2 separate regions of the Homo sapiens genome follow, and region 2 is linked to region 1. Evidence: chromatin loops called from intact Hi-C (ENCODE). Cell type or tissue: HepG2. All regions are shown on one strand. Each heading gives the region's core, and the rest is flanking DNA. Links, peaks and the distances in the headings are about the cores only.

Evidence for each region. Peaks named below come from ENCODE experiments on the same cell type or tissue, not always from the same donor. Only the 100,000 strongest peaks of a DNase experiment are listed, where the experiment ranks them.
Region 2: it touches region 1 in a loop (2.2-fold over the local background); 1 of 110 quality-filtered maps calls a loop at or near these places.

Annotation. Positions count from the first base shown.
Region 1 is chr20:10,261,096-10,266,484 of GRCh38, reverse strand. All of the region lies in intron 1 of SNAP25 (synaptosome associated protein 25), which reads right to left. Among named protein-coding and RNA genes, the nearest start is that of SNAP25-AS1, 44 kb to the right of the region's middle. In HepG2, for the core only: no CTCF peak of the experiment used is centred there; a DNase peak (open chromatin) is centred at 2,564; H3K27me3 peaks cover 1,494 bases.
Region 2 is chr20:10,401,395-10,406,783 of GRCh38, reverse strand. It overlaps MKKS (MKKS centrosomal shuttling protein), which reads left to right. Exons shown (of 6, transcript NM_170784.3): 6 at 1,097-5,389. The coding sequence ends at 1,537. Among named protein-coding and RNA genes, the nearest start is that of MKKS, 30 kb to the left of the region's middle. In HepG2, for the core only: CTCF peaks have their summits at 1,439 (motif pointing right) and 2,349; no DNase peak of the experiment used is centred there.

The DNA of each region.
Region 1 (5,389 bases), core at 76-5,075:
TCACAATAGCCACCTTTTTTTCTCTGGGTTTCTATTCTTGCCCTCCAGAAAGAGCCAGTACTTGGATTTGTTTGGAGACTAATAATCTCTTTCCCTGACTGTAATGGCATGGGAATATGATCAAAAATGGGTTTGGTGCTATTATTTTCACTGGATGAAATTTCTTGAAGAGAATGCAACCGTAAGATGCAAAGCACTTATTCTAAGGGAATATATTGTTAAGCACAGTGACTGCTGCTGAGACAACTCCCTAAGTCCCCTCATTGAAAGGGTGAGTGAAACTGGTGAAGAGGTGATTCCTTCCATTTTCTGAATCATCAGAATTTGCCCCAGGTTTGAAGCAGCCTTTCCCTGTTAGGCAAAATCAGCTGCATCTATTCTAACATTCTATGCCGCACAACTGTTAGTTGTCAAAACACTCTTCATAATAATAGTTATTTGTCAAGAACTTGCAATGTGATAGGAATCAAACTAAGAACTTTATATGAAACTAGGGGGATTATATAGAAACCCCCAAACCTTTGGTACTCCAAATGTGTTCCCCAGACCAGCATCGGCCTCACCAGGGAGCTTGTTAGGAGTTCCACCCCAGACTTATTGGATTGGATCACGTACTGAACAACATATCAAGCACTAAGTTTGAGAAGTGCTGCCCTAAATCACATTATCTCCATATTAGGCTGGTAGGTGTGAGAGGTGGAGTTCCCACCTTGGGGGTGACTCTGTGCCTGTGCTCCACTCTTGACCACGCGATGTTATTTTAACCTCACCAATTCACATGTCCTACAGACTCCCAACATCATTTACCTCCCAAGCTGACTGAAAGCTCCACGGGGCCATGGGTTCTGAGTCTCCTAATGGTGCCCTGCACTGGAGGGTGGACAAAATGACTGATTTCCATGAGATAAATTCTTGTATTCAGAAAATGAAGAGAAGATAGTTATTAGAAAAAGCACACTGACGATGTTCTGTCTCTCCCAAATAACAAGGTTTGTGAAGTCTTGTTCTGTAAGACAGAGGAAGAAGAGACTGAGGATTTTGTGCATTGGAGACTCTGTGGATGGTGCTGATAAATTATTCTTCTCCCTCTGCAAATAATTAAAGCTTATGTTTTAAGGCAAACTAAGGACCAGAGCAAAAAGTACTTTCAGCAGATAACATGCTGTAAGTTTCTGTTTACATTTCTATCACTAAGAATGGACACTTCTTAAATCTGCCGTGTTCATAGTTGTAAATTTTCTAAAGCATGGGATGGACTTGGCTCCTTGTTATTGTATTTTTGAATATTCCTGTGCATGAAATTCAATCTCCTCTTTTCATAGCAGGAAATACTGGTTTTAAACTATTTCCTACTTAAATCAAAAGATTATATTTCAAATATGATGAACACATGTCTTGTGAATGAATTGATATACCATCTTGCATCTATTTTACACCCATTTTCTGGATAACAGATGAGTCACAGTGGCTCATAACAGGGCCTCTTAGTAAGCCGAGATCGCGCCACTGCACTCCAGTCTGGGCAACAGAGCGAGACTCCATCTCAGAAAAAAAAAAAAAAAAAAAGCATGGTCTGAGATCTCCTTGCATCAAAATCTTTTTTAGTTGCTTGCTAAAATGCAGATTCCCAGTTACATTACCTATGGAAAGCAATCTGTGGAGGTCGGGCTAGCATCTGCATTTTCAACAACAACCACAGGTCCTTCTTATGGTCCCCCAGAGTGGAAGGATCCATGTGTAGCATGACTTAGGGCTGAAGGTCTTTGCAAGGATCCAGTGGGAAACTCTGGTTTCCCATAAGGGTAACCTTATGATAAACTATCCAAACTATCCAAACTATCCAAAAACACAAGAACGCGGCTCCCCAGCATTGAGGAGGCCATCTTGATCTGAGGTGGTGGTCCCTTTTCCTTCCCACTATGTTGTTTTCAATATCTGATAACATAGCATGTGTTAAACACCATTAGTATGCTTCTTATAGGAGAATTTGGCTGAAGAACAATCTCAAGTGACAAGTACTTTAACCAGCCCACAGAATTGTCACCCTCTCCCACAGTGTCTCTGAGAAGAGGCACTAGCATTAAAGCCCAATTCCTTTCAAGCTTGGCTAATCTATTTCCCAGAACATTCCACCCCACACCATTCCTAAATGGGATTCTATATCTGTATGTCTGGATATAAATAGGCACAGTCTTGATCTGGTTTCTTCTGAGAAGGGAAGTCTGGCTTCCCTGATATGCCCCTTCCCTGGGCTAGTCCAGGATTAGTGACAGCATCGTGAAAAGCGGCCTCTGCTTGGGTTTTGTATTTTAGGGTGCTGGGTCTGGGGAGGCCTGGCATTGAAATGCAGCCAGCATTGGCATTTCTTAATTGTAACAGGGCATCCAGCCACAACCAACACTGATTATGCCTAAATCTCTCTTTTTCGAAAATGCCAATGTTTCTTTTGTCTGTTTTGCAAATGTGGCTAAATGGGTATTTAGCCCTGTGGTTTGTATTATGCAACAGTTCCTGATTGTTTACTTAGGAGCCAAAGCACAGCAGCCTCACTGACCAGGAGAGAAGAGGGGCCCCAATCTTGTCTCATTGATTCTGTTCATAGTTAAACAAACCACGGTAACAGGTTCATTCATTTAACCAATATTTACAGAGTGCTACTGTTAGTGCAGCCGCATCCAGCCTGAAGCTGGAGTGGAGAACCGCCCCTTAGGGATGGTTTTAGGAGCTCTCGCAAGAAACCTTTGCGTTTGGGTCTCTTCCTTCCCCATCCTAGGACAGAACTGATGAAAATGTTTGTATTCTGAGGTACACAGCTTGGTTCTTGGGAGATGAGTAATCTTCTGTGGGGCTAACACTTGGCCACAATAAAAGAAAGTCTTGTTATACCCTAAACAAAATGATTCCTCTCAGGAGTGCGTGAACAGACAGATTCTAAGACCAAACAGAAAGACCCCACTCCCACCATTCTCATGAAAACCAAACTATTTCTGTGCTGCTATGACCACACCAACACCTGGAAGGAAGCTGGTATGTATTCAGGCTTAGTAACAGTTTTGCCTTCAGTAGTCAATGTTATTGGGTATCTGCTCAGCTCCCTTAGGGGTTCTTTGTGGTCATCTCCGTGTTTCTGTGCCTGTGACCCTCTTTGTAAGAATACCCCAGGGTTGGCCTGGTGCGGTGGCTCACGCCTGTAATCCCAGCACTTTGGGAGACCGAGGCGGGCGGATCATGAGGTCAGGAGATCGAGACCATCCTGGCTAAGCCAGTGAAACCCCGTCTCTACCAAAAATACAAAAAAATTAGCCGGGCATGGTGGCGGGCGCCTGTAGTTCCAGCTACTCGGGTGGCTGAGGCAGGAGAATGACATGAAGCTGGGAGGCGGAGCTTGCAGTGAGCTGAGACTGCGCCACTGCACTCCAGCCTGGGCGACAGAGCGAGACTCCGTCTCAAAAAAAAAAAAAAAAAAAAAAAAAAAGAGCACCCCAGGGTTGCTTCGCCTGATCCACTGGGAGTGGCAGCAAGTACCTGGGAGCTTTTGACCCACTACTCCCCCCACCGCCCACCCCCAGGGCAGGCCCCTAGCTAACAACTGACTGGCAGAGGAGTACAAAAAACTAGCTCCTGTACTGCTTCTGTGCCTTAAGGTGAGACAAACCATAAGGTGTAATGTACACTCCAAAGATTCTCTCAGGATCATGCCAAAGTTGGGACCCTGCTGGCAAGGGCTCCTTGGCTTGGCTTCCTTGTGTCCCCACTGTCCTTCTCCAAACTCCCTTTCTGGTTTCTCCTGCGAGCACTGCCTTAATAAATCACTATCACATAAATCCCTGTCTAAGGGTCTGCTTCTGAGGAATCCAACCGAAGACAACTTCCACTTGTTTATGAGCTATTTTTTTTTTATCACGTATGGATAGCTGGACGCCATGTACTTAGAGGAATCAACAAACCACTGAATCAGGAAAAGAGGGGAAAAAGAACAAAAATTCTCTGTGTTCTCAGCTTGGCTGAACTTACTTGGATTTGAAGACTCCACATTCAGAATATCACAGAATGGCTAGAACTTGAGGATTACTGGGTGTCATTTGTCACAGGAGGAAGGGAAGCTCAGAAAGGTGGAGTAACTTGAAACTACAGAGTCACGCAGAGCCTGAATCTTTAAGTCCCAATCTAGGGCTCACCTTAAGGTATCCTTGAAATGGCAAACATCAAAATAGTGGAGAGGAAGGGACTCGTCTATGCTAGTTGAGAATGTTTTTAGAATATATAAAAATAACAGGACTAAGGCCAATGTAGCCTGTCTTTTTCCTACTGTTAATTTCAGACAATTGCTATTTTTATATTTCATGATATCATCCTTCCATAGCAAAACTAAAACTCTACTTTTTTCTGACTTAGATCTTCTCTGGTGGGTGCTGGCCTTGGTATAGAAGGCTTTCTCTCCTGAATTAAAAGCAGGCACATGAGCTGTATGGTATTTATCAAAGAATCAGTGGTGTTTGTGTTGCTAAACTCATTGCGTTTTGGCACTTTGTGTTATTTTTTACTGCCTTCTGGAGAAAAGATGAACAGTTTGGCAGGTAAATAATGCTGATCAACATAATTTCTGTTTTCCTAGAAAAAGTACTTATGGTGAAGACAACTCTGGCCAGGGTCCCCATATCCTGAACTCATTATCCTTGTGAATAGTTTTTCCAAAACCCTGGGCCTCTTATGTTTTCTTCACAATTTAGGCATAAATGCACGCTACATTGTTAATTCCCTAAGTCTTTTTAAAATCATTGATTTTAACGCACCTTTCAAACCTAGCCTCATTCTAAGTAATAATATCTATAAAATCAGAAATGTTATGGCTAATTATGTTTGTTTAATATACATTAAAGTAGATACACAATTACTAAAATGTATATTGCAAATTTCATCTATCATCCTCCTAAGCTCATTTCACCAGCCACTGAAGGTATATGTGCTATGCTGGGGAATTCATTGCTATAGATAAGGGGATGGATCACACACCCACATTCTTGCCTATGTTTCCATATGTCTGACCCATGTAGAGGGTGCAAACGTAGGCAAGGGAAGCTTGGCAAAGAGAGGCTCTGAGTTTGAGCAAGGTCTAGGGTGTGGTGGCTCAGGGAATAGAAGTGGAACATTTAGGGTGTGTGTAGGTACCTTTATCCTGGGATCTGGAAGCCCACAGAAAAAGCGATTTCCTGAATCACATGTTCATACTCATTCGTTTGTAGTTACCTTAAAGCTGGGAGGAGAACAATGTGGTCAAGGGCTTTGAAATCCCATTGTACTAAAAATGATTGAGGGTATGAGGGTATTTAGCTTGGAGAAAAGAAGACAGAGCATGACTCTGGTTACTGCAAGGAATAGATACTAGATT
Region 2 (5,389 bases), core at 316-5,315, 140 kb before region 1:
GACAATAATGTATTCTGAAATGGAATTGATAAACTAGAGAAAGTTTTTTAGAGGAAGGAGGTGTCTTGAGTAGGAAAGTAGTCACTGTTTTTAAGCAGTTAAGATATGGATTTTTTAACCCATCATTCAGTTATTAGTTTGCTAATACAGACATGTTGCTTAACAAAGATATATTCTGAGAAATGCATCATTAGACAATATTGTTGTGCAAACAATATAGAGTGTACTTGCACAAACCTACATGGTAGAGCCTACCACACTCCTAAGCTATGTGGTATAGCCTATTGCTCCTAGGCTACAAACCCTTACAGCATATTACTGTACTGAATACTGTAGGTAATTGTAACACAATGGTATTTATGTATCTAAACATATCAACACACAGAAAAGGTTAGTAAAAATATGGCCTTATAATCTTATGGGACCACTGTTGTATATGCAGTCTATCATTGACTGAAGTGTTGGTATGTGGTGCATGGCTATATATTAATTTTTCTTTTTATCATGGAATTTCTAGGATAAACATTTTTAAATAGTGGAACCAGAAGACTGTTTAAGGTCTTATTACCTTTTCATTAATTTAAAGAGAAGAATATTCATTTTTAAAACATTGATATGAAAATTTACATCATGATTTCCAAATAAAAATATGTGCATTCCCATTTTAAGCAAATCTCAAACATTTTGCAGAGATAAATAAGTACTCCATTTGGGACATCAGTCTTCAGGAACTTCCTCCTGTGTGCAGAAAAACCTGTAATACATGTATTATGCCTAGTCCTTCATGTATTAAGGAGGCACTACCAAGCCTCATTCAGAATAAGCTGATGGTGGGGTTATTCTGATTCACTCATTCTGGTAACATGACTGGTAGTATATACATTTTTAATACATTTTTACTATAACCAACCTAGTTAAGGGTTTGCAACCCGGCCGGCTGACCCATACAAGCCCGTTAGCATTGTGCCAGACCCCAAATTAAATGAAAGTAAGTAATTACTTTAGGAATAAGATTTTGATTTCAGTATCTTATTTTTCTGAAACATTTTATATTAATTGCTTTGTATGTGTTTTCAATGTTTTTATTACTCTTTAGACTCACAACGACCCAGAAAGCATTCTCAAAGATGATGAATGTACTCAAACAGAACTTCAATTAATTGCTGAAGCATTTTGCAGTGCCCTAGAATCTGTTGTTGGCTCTTTAGAACATGATGGAGGTGAAATTCTCACTGACATGAAGTATGGACACCTTTGGTCAGTTCAGGCAGATTCTCCCTGTGTTGCTAACTGGCCAGATTTGCTTTCACAGTGTGGCTGTGGATTATACAATAGCCAGGAAGAACTCAACTGGTCTTTCTTAAGAAGCACACGTCGTCCATTTGTGCCACAAAGCTGCCTTCCACATGAAGCTGTGGGCTCAGCCAGCAACCTGACCTTGGACTGTTTGACTGCAAAGCTTAGTGGCCTACAGGTGGCTGTAGAGACAGCCAATTTGATTTTGGATCTTTCATATGTTATTGAAGATAAAAACTAAGAGAATAGCATGTTCGTATTACAAGAGAAACAAATAAACTAGTCTGTTGGCAATTGAGAAAAATTGTGAGTGTATTTGTTTTCTCCCAAAGCCCTGTTCTACATATTTGGACAAATGACTCATAAAATTATAGATACACTTATTTAGGAAAAAAGGTGATTCGTGAATGGAAATGCCATGAAACAATAAAAATATGAAGCATTATTTATTTAAAAATATTATAGTTATCTTAGGGATTCTATACTGGCTGCTGTACATTGTTCTAAATTTTTGTTATGTTGGCATCATTTTGAGAGCAAACAAATAAAAAAGACTCCTAATCCATGCTCTAGTTTGGATATACATATTTTAGATATTTTCCAGTTAGCAGTAATTACATATGCTTAAAGTATAAAACTAGATCTCAAAGTGTCACAAAACATTCAGTATATATTGCTCAATCAAAAGAAGTATTCAAACTGCACATTTAGTAAAATTTCACTTTTCTCCATGCCCTTTATCTCAAGCTATATTCTTCAGTGGTTAGGTAATTGAGTAGAACCTGGTTTGCCTGCAATTTGTAGTTTATATCACAACTCCACATTTTTGTTATTTTGGGGAAATGTTTGCTTTTGGGGGGAAAAAGTAGATTTATATAGTAACCAAGGCTAAAGCAACATTGTAATGTCTTCATTTTTAAAGTGGGAAGAAGGACTGGTTTGTTTTACACTGGGGTTTCTCAACTTTGGCATTATTGACATTCTGAGCCCCATAATTCTTTGTTGTACGGAGGCTGCCCTGTGCATTACAGCTTACTGAGCAGCATCCCTGGCCTCTGCACACTAGATGCCAGTAGCACCCTCCTGTTGTGACAACCAAAAATGTTTCCAGACATTGCCAAATGTCCCCCGAAGAGCAAAACTGTTGTTGGTTGAGAACCATAGACTGATAGAAAAAGGAAGGACAATAAGGAGTATTCTAGCAGGACTTCAGAAAGCAGCATAAAGGGAAGGGGAAGTTATTTCTCTAGTCAATAGTATGAAAAAGAAAGTAGAAAATCTCCCATGTTCAAAGTAGAGACATTATGTTTCACCAAGGGATGTAGTTTGAATTTTATGCAAATATAAGATGTATTGATAAATTGAAGAAGAAATATAGAAGGCAGCCACATGAATAAGCATGGAGCTATAACAAATGTTGTATTAAACTTTAGGAAAATATTTTGGAAATTTTTGGGAAACAAACCAACCTAATAGTCAATGATCAGATCTATAGCCATGATAAAGAGAAATAGAATTGTTAAACAATTTCCTCTGATATTCTTGTAATCAAAAAGAATTTTTACTCTGAGCCAAAGGAAAAAACTAGCAATACAAGCAGCAATGCCATCCATATATGTTAGGTATCAGCCCCACCTGAAGTCTCATAAAATATTTATCAAAAGTTTTACTCCTTTTATTATTACAATCAAATAGAAGGGCAGTGTGGTAGGCAGCCTCTAAGGTGGCCCCACCTCCTAGTTTCAGACCTTGCATAATTTCCTCCCCTTGAGCATGGGCTAGACTTAGTGACTCCTTTATGTCTCCCATTTCCCAGCTTTGTGGACAGAATGTTATGGTGATGGTTATGGTTATGCCTTATCCATAATTTTATGCTGTGAGTAGAAGGCAGATAACTTTTCTCTAGTTTCATGGGTCTACAGATGGAAAGCAACTGTGTTCCAGGAACTGTACTTAAAGAACTACCTCCTGAGGAAGCCTGGGGTGATTCCAGTTATGATATCACCCTGACTTGATTCCAATTATGAGATTCTGAACTTTGAGCTGATGTTGTAATGCAAAAGTGAAACTTTTGAGGATCTGAGGAGTAGGGGGGACGTATTTTGCATGTGGTAGGCAGCCTCTAAGATGGTTCCCAATAATCTCACTTCCTGGTGGTTCACTCTCTGGGTGTAGGTGGGACCTAATGACTAGCTTCTAATGAATAGAATACAGCAGAAGGGACAGGATATCACTTCTGATATTTGGTGGTAAAAAGATGAGTTTGTCTCTTGATGCCTTCTCTCTCAATGGAAGCCAGCTGTCATGTTGGGAACTGCCCCCTGGGGAGGCCCACATAGCAAGGGTTGAGGGAGGCTTCTAGCCAACAGCTCAAAAGGAACTGAATCGTACCAATAACCACAAGAGTGAATTTGGAAGCAGGTTCTCCCCAGTGGAACCTTGAGTTGAGTATAGCCCTACCACTGGAGCCACACGAGAGACCCTGATGCAAAAAAGCCAGCTAAGCTACTCCCAGGTTGGTTCCTAACCCACAAAATCTGTGAGATAATAAATGTTGTTTTAAGTCAAATTTGGGATGTACTTTCTTATACAGCAATAGCTATCTAATAAAGGCAGGAGGAAAAGCTTATTTGTAATAAATTATTTACTGAAAACTTGGTCACATAAATGGAAAAAAGCATTCTTGATGCCATGCCTTTGCATTTTTATCATCACCCCAACCTAAAAGAAGGGTTCTTTATCACATGTGTTTACAATGTGTCACATAGGAGTTGGGTATTGTCCTGGTTCTCTTTGCCCTTATCCTGCATTTTTTCAAGTTCCTCCAAGAAGGGGTGACACAGCGAACCTCTCCAATTGATCTTATAGATTAGGGGCTTCTACTTTTCACGATAGCCACTTTTTAAATTCTATCATTTTTAGCTTTGCCATACAATTTGATTACATTCCTTAGTGAAACATCAATGCTCTTATTTTGAATATATCACAAATTCGTTAAAATATATTTACAAATACCTCTATGTTTCCTAAAGTTATAATAATCCCTAGCAGAAAACACTGGAAATAGAAAAAAAGAGAAAAAAAACCTTCCTCTATAGTTCAAGAAAATTAGCGTTCAAACTTAGATGATAAAACATGAAATGAAAATTCTTGATGAAAATAATTTTAGAGGAGTTCCTTTTGGCAGAAATAAATGATAAGTAAAAATAGCAACTAAGGTAAGCCTCAGGCAGTGTTTTGTGACTTAAAGTAAGATTGAGGTCTGAATATTGCATTATGAAGTACCTCAGGAGAGAGAATGGGAAACCGTGATCGCTGTGGAAAAGGAAAGGGAGAGTGTGAAGAAGAAAATGAAGTCGGTGACAGCTGCTCAATAATTTCGTGGGACTCTCAGGACATGTAACATTAAACGTTATTCAACCATAGGAGTCCAACAGGATTATCATCTTATTAATCAAAAGGCATTAGGATTTTAGCAGCAAGGAAGAAAGTGGAGAGCTACAGCAAATAAAGGAAACTTTTAATCAAATACTTATTTGGTCTTATAGATATCCTACCCTTTAATTCTTCCATTTGTACCATATTAGAGAGTCTTTATATGTTAGACATTGTAAGTCAACTGTTAGACTGAAGCACTTTATGTAAGTGAAGTATTTTACACAAGATATTTAAACTATATCACATTAATATCTTTTATTATAGGTATCCTTGAACTCATTTGGTTTGTATTATCAAAGCTACTTAGGCATTTACATTGTAGACAAGAAATTTGAAGTAACCATAAATCAGCCATTGTACTATGTATTTTCATATTGTTGTTCATATTGTTGAGCAGTTCTTTGGATAACTTTAAAATAAAATAATGTTGTTTACCATCACATACATTATGCAGGTTATTTAAAATTATCATGTAAAAAATCAATGCAGGCCTTGACAAAACATACAATTAGTTAGGTTATTCCTTCCTGATAATCTTTGGGGAATAGTCAAAGAGACTAAACATCTCCTACAAGGCCCTGTTTCAGCTGTCTAAATAAAGCTATCTCTTAATCTGAAGGAAAAGTCAATTTTGAATATCTGATATCTTTATAAT